2 separate regions of the Homo sapiens genome follow, and region 1 is linked to region 2. A link is an interaction called in ENCODE POLR2A ChIA-PET data of the cell type or tissue named here. Cell type or tissue: A673. All regions are shown on one strand. Each heading gives the region's core, and the rest is flanking DNA. Links, peaks and the distances in the headings are about the cores only. Region 1 overlaps CKAP5 (cytoskeleton associated protein 5). Region 2 overlaps CSTPP1 (centriolar satellite-associated tubulin polyglutamylase complex regulator 1).

What was found. Peaks named below come from ENCODE experiments on the same cell type or tissue, not always from the same donor. Only the 100,000 strongest peaks of a DNase experiment are listed, where the experiment ranks them.
Region 1: POLR2A ChIA-PET joins it to region 2 with 7 read pairs; 3 of 35 experiments call an interaction of 5 or more read pairs at or near these places.

Annotation. Positions count from the first base shown.
Region 1 is chr11:46,841,361-46,844,170 of GRCh38, forward strand. All of the region lies in intron 1 of CKAP5 (cytoskeleton associated protein 5), which reads right to left. Among named protein-coding and RNA genes, the nearest start is that of CKAP5, 3.5 kb to the right of the region's middle. RefSeq lists an enhancer at 2,199-2,810. In A673, for the core only: no CTCF peak of the experiment used is centred there; no DNase peak of the experiment used is centred there; H3K27ac peaks cover 365 bases.
Region 2 is chr11:47,065,550-47,068,359 of GRCh38, forward strand. The region is part of intron 3 of CSTPP1 (centriolar satellite-associated tubulin polyglutamylase complex regulator 1); the gene reads left to right. Among named protein-coding and RNA genes, the nearest start is that of ARFGAP2, 110 kb to the right of the region's middle. In A673, for the core only: no CTCF peak of the experiment used is centred there; no DNase peak of the experiment used is centred there.

The DNA of each region.
Region 1 (2,810 bases), core at 173-2,672, 220 kb before region 2:
AAAAAATCTCACACATCTGAGGTCACAGAAGTTTTCTGTATTGTGAGAGTATAAGATAAACTTATTAAAGTTTCTTATTCTATATTCTCAGAATTGGCGTCAGAATTGGGATTTGCTAGAATGACTTGGCTCACAGACACATATGGTTTGGGAAGAAAAAGGATAAAAGGATAGGGATAAAGAACTTTGATTCTTAGGTGGCCAAGTGGTCACCCATGGTAAAGAGCTGAAGCTGTGCTGTCATCAATTACTAAAGGTAAAAGTTATCCATGGAATCCAGAGATGGATCCAACTGCCTGGGAGTTGGTTCACAGGATGCACAAGGAAATGCAAACTAGTATTAAAAAAGTGATATGCTGGCTCGGCACGGTGGCTCACGCCTGTAATCCCAGCACTTTGGGAGGCCAAGGCAGGAGGATCACGAGGTTAGGAGATTGAGACCATCTGGCTAACAGTGAAACTCCATCTCTACTAAAAATACAAAAAATTTAGGCGGGTGCTGTGGCTCACGCCTGTAATCCCAGCTACTCAGGAGGCTGAGGCAGGAGAATCACTTGAGCCTGGGAGGCAGAGGTTGCAGTGAGCCGAGATCGTGCCATTGCACTCCAGCCCTGGAGAAAGAGTAAGACTTTGGTTCAAAAAAAAAAAAAAAAAAAAAGCGAAATGTTAAATCCCTTGGTTATTGTTATCTGTAACAGCTAAAATGAAATTAAAAGAAAGTGGTGGGTTGGACCTTCCCGCTAGACCAAGCTCAGCTTTCAGTGAATGTGAGAGCTTAGGCCACTAACCTCAAAGCTGTCCCTCAAGGGAAAAATGTATGCCGGGACAACAGAAAGTGCTTCTAAGACCTCTGGTAACAAAGAAGGTGGTCTGCAAAAATCAAAGAACTATTGAAACCAGGGGGTACAATGTGAAGGAATTGTTTCACTTTGTACATTAGTATCATAAGCTTCCTGAAGGGGACAGTCTGATTCCATAAATGCCAAGTGGAACACCCCAGATCCAGATAGAGCCACTGATATACTTCATATGCAAGCCATGTGAAACTGGCTTTATGATGACTAGGACATTTACCCTCTGAATATGCCCACTACCCAGTCATGGTAAATGCTGTGGTTAAGGGTGACCCCTTAATGTGGATAACCTTACTGTTGCAAAATCAAAAGACAGTTCGAGAAGCCTTATCAAATGTGCTGTCTCAGTTTCCTCTCGTGGGTCTTACAGATGCTAATAAAACCATTAGGTTAAGAGAATGGTGAGACAGAGGGCAAATGGATTCAACCCGGAAGGTGGAAATTTTTAAATGGTTATTAAGAAGTAAGGTAGGCCGGGCGCGGTGGCTCACGCCTGTAATCCCAGCACTTTGGGAGGCCGAGGCGGGCGGATCACGAGGTCAGGAGATCGAGACCATCCTGGCTAACAAGGTGAAACCCCATCTCTACTGAAAATACAGAAAATTAGCCGGGCTTGGTAGCGGGCGCCTGTAGTCCCAGCTACTTGGGAGGCTGAGGCAGGAGAATGGCGTGAACCTGGGAGGCGGAGCTTGCAGTGAGCCGAGATCGCGCCACCGCACTCCAGCCTGGGTGACAGAGCAAGACTCCGTCTCAAAAAAAAAAAAAAAAAAAAAAAAAGAAGTAAGGTAGCAGGGTGTGGTGGCTCATGCCTATAATCCCAGCACTTTGGGAGGCCAAGACAGGATGATCACTTGAGCCCAGGAGTTCAAGACTAGCCTGGGAGCCAAAGGGAGACCCTGCTGGTCTCCCACCATTAAGGGGTTCCAAACAAGTTTGCTATATTTACCCCAGTTTGGAGAAATTGTAAGTCAGGAGGCAGATTACAATGAGAAATCTGATCTGAAATTGTGGAAACAATAGGTAGATGAGTCAAGATAAAGACTGGCAAATGGGCAAGGGTCTCTTGGCTCAACCACCTGCTGGGGACCCCAAGCCTTCTGTATATAAGTAGGTAAAATGGTCAGGGAGTGGCAAAAAGAAATTCCTGGGACTCCTTCATATGGAAGCCCCAGGTACAGTAGTACCAAGAGCCATTGGTGAAGCCCCGAACAGGGCTACAGTTAGATTAAGAGAAGGCCAGGCGTAGTGGTTCACGCCTGTAATCCCAGCATTTTGGGAGGCCGAGACAAAAGGATCCCTTGAGCCCAGGAGTTCGAGACCAGCCTGGGCAACAAGGCAAAACCCCATCGCTACAAAAACTAAAAAAATTTGCCAGGCATGGTGATGCACGTCTGTAGTCCCAGCTACCGGAAGGCTGAGATGGGAGGATCACCTGAGCCCTGGAGGTGGAGGCTGCAGTGACCCATAATAGCAGCACTGCACTCCAGCCAGGGCGAAAGAGTGAGATCTGATTGAAAAAAAAAAAAAAAAAAAATTGAGAGAACACAAAGATGTAAGTGTTGACAGAACTATGAAAGTTGGAAGCTGTGTCTCCTATATGTAAATGTGTTTTATTAGGAATGGATATTATGTCTGGCTGGGGAACACTTCCCCTACCTAGTATTGCAAAAACAAAACCTGTTGATAAAGTCCTAATAGAAGCTACAGTTAGAAAAGTGAGGGTTAGCCAGGTGTGGTGGCTCACACCTGTAATCCCAACACTTTGGGAAGCTGAGGCGGGTGGATCATTTGAGGTCAGGAGTTCGAGACCAGCCTGGCCAACATAGTGAAACCCTGTCTCTACTAAAAATACAAAAAATTAGCTGGGCATTGTGGTGCACACAAGAAGTCCCAGCTACTTGGGAGGCTGAGGTGGCAGAATCGCTTGAACCCAGGAGGCAGAGGTTGCAGTCAGCT
Region 2 (2,810 bases), core at 262-2,761:
TTGCAGGCATGAGCTACCACGCCCAGCCTCTTTCAGCGATGTTTTGTAGTTTTCAAGTATACAAGTCTGTCACCTCCTTGGTTAAATTTATTCCTAAGTATTTTATTCTTTTCATGCTATTGTAAATGGAATTGTTTTTCTTAGTTTCCTTTTCATATTTTTCATTGTTAATTTATAAAAATATAATTGATTATTATTATTATTATTTTTTTGAGACAAAGTCTCACTCTGTCGCCCAGGCTAGAGTGTAGTGGCGTGATCTCGGTTCACTGCAACCTCCGCCACCCGGGTTCGAGCAATTCACCTGCTTCAGCCTCCCAAATAGCTGAGATTACAGGGACATGCCACCACCCCAGCATGTAATTGATTTTTGTATCTTGATTTTGTATGCTGCATCTTTGCTGAATTCATTTATTAGGTCTAACAGTTGTGTGTGTGTGTGTGTGTGTGTGTAAAATCTTTAGGGCTTTCTGCATATAAGATCATATCATCTGTGAACAGAGGTTATTTTATTTCTTTCTTTCTAATTTGGATGCCTTGTGGGTTTTTTTTTTTTTTTTTTTTTTTTGTTTGTTTGTTTTTTCCTTAATTGCTCTGGCTAGAACTTCCTGTACTATGATGAATAGAAGTAGTGAAAGCAGGCATCTTTGTCTTTTTCCTGATCTTAGGGGAAAAGTTTTTCAGTACAGCAGGTCCTCAAATAACATAATTGCATTATAACATTGATGAGGAAAAAAAAAATTGATTCCCAGCTGGGGCCACTGTGTGAAATTTGCACATTCTCCCCATGTCTGCATGGATTTTCTCTGGGTACTCCAGTTTTCTACCACAGATGTATGTGTTGGGTTCATTGGTGTGACTAAATGGTCCCAGTGTGAGTGAATGTTGGTGTGTGTGTGTGCTCCCCGAGATGGAATGAGATGTCCTGTACAGGGCTATCCACCTTGTGTCCCAGGCTTCCAGGATAGGCTCTGGCCACCTGCAACCCTAAGCTAGAATAAGCAGGTTGGAAAATGAATGAATACAAATTATTATTGAATACAAATTATTATCAAATACAAATTTATAAAGTAGATGATAATCATACAACTGCACAACAATAAGCGATGAGGTATGAAAGCGTTCAGCTAGCCCACCATATTTGTGATTGTTTTTTAATTCATGGTCGGAGGAGGTGCTCCTTAAATTTTTCTATTTGCAAATATCTATTCCCTTATTTAATCCACCACCACTACAACTGTCGTCATTCAGCGATTCACCAAAAATTGGGTAATCTTACTTGTTGTTATTAACCTTTCTTAAATGTATGTATAGCCCACATTTATTTCAATGTTTAATATTAGAGGTGTGTAGGGTCTTTATTTAGAAGTTGGGTGATTATTTGTGACCAGAAACATGCCATAGGAACTTAACTCTTGTTTATGTCGATTAGCCTATGATGAAATTGGTTTTATTATACCTTGTTTCACTTAAAGTCAGTTTCCAAGAACCTATTGATGAGGTTGAGGACTTTTATTTGGTTTTAAGGTAAAAGTGTGCCAAAAAATTGAGATTCATACAGATAAGTAGCTTCAAATACTAATAGATTTGTTTTTAACATTTTGACTGATCTTTTTTTAGCTTTACTAATGTTCAGAAAGGGAGTAATAGTAAATTTGTGTTTCAAAGCTGAGTTGCTCACATTCCTAATTAATGAGTAATCACTCTGGAGAAATCAACAAATTTTCTCAGCTAGTTTAAAAATTTTATTGTTTGGAGAAAAATAAATGTATATTATAACATCATATATAAGTTGTTCAATGGTATTATTTTTTGAAAAGATCAGATGACTCAAAGGCTAGTATGACTGAACTGTGTCTGCCCCCCCCAAATTCCCATGTTGAAGCCATACCTCCAATGTGACTATATTTGAAGAAATTCCTCCTGTAAGGAGGAAATTAAGGTTAAGAGAGGTGATAAGGGTAGGGCTTCATCAGATAGGAAGGATTAGTATCCTTGCAAGAAGAGACACCGGAACTGGTGTCCCTGTAAGAGGAGATACCAGAGAGCTGCCCATGCCCCTCCACGTGAGGACACAGTGAGAAGGCAGCTGTCTGCAAACCAAGGAGAGAGCCTTTACCAGACACCAACTCTGCTGGCACCTTGATCTCAGACTTCCAGTCCCCAGAACTGTGAGAAAATTAATTTCTGCTGTTTAAGTCACTCAGTCTATGGTATTTGTTACGGCAGCCCGGACAGACTAACACAGAGGTCTTCTTTTTAACTCACAGTTTCAGCACAGAAAGATTCATTTTATTTTGCATGTTGACTCCAAAACCTGTTTTGATTTATCATTAACATTTTATCTGAAGTTGTGAGTATGGCCGTGTTGTGACCCTGCGTTATCAAATTGAGCCATCTAATTTATTTCCACATTGATAAACTTATATTCAATGGATTTTAGTTTAAGGTAGAAATAATGGTAATTACTTTTTTTTTTTAACTGTAGTCCTCATACCTGCCTTATGTCAATCAGGAAACTTTAGTATAAAAGAATAAATTTTGATACAACTGCTTATATCCCTGCAAATAACTCAGAAAGATCTGCAGCTTAAAGACTTTGTCCTAATAAAACTGACAGCCTGTATCAATCTGTATGTTATCCAATGTAATATTTTTTAAAATGTAAATGTTAATTTTGAAAACTGCATGTGTAATTTTGGCCAGGCACAGTGGCTTATGCCTGTAATCCCAGTACTTTGAGAGGCTGAGGTGGGCAGATCATTTGAGGCCAGGAGTTCAAGACCAACCTGGCCAACATGGTGAAACCC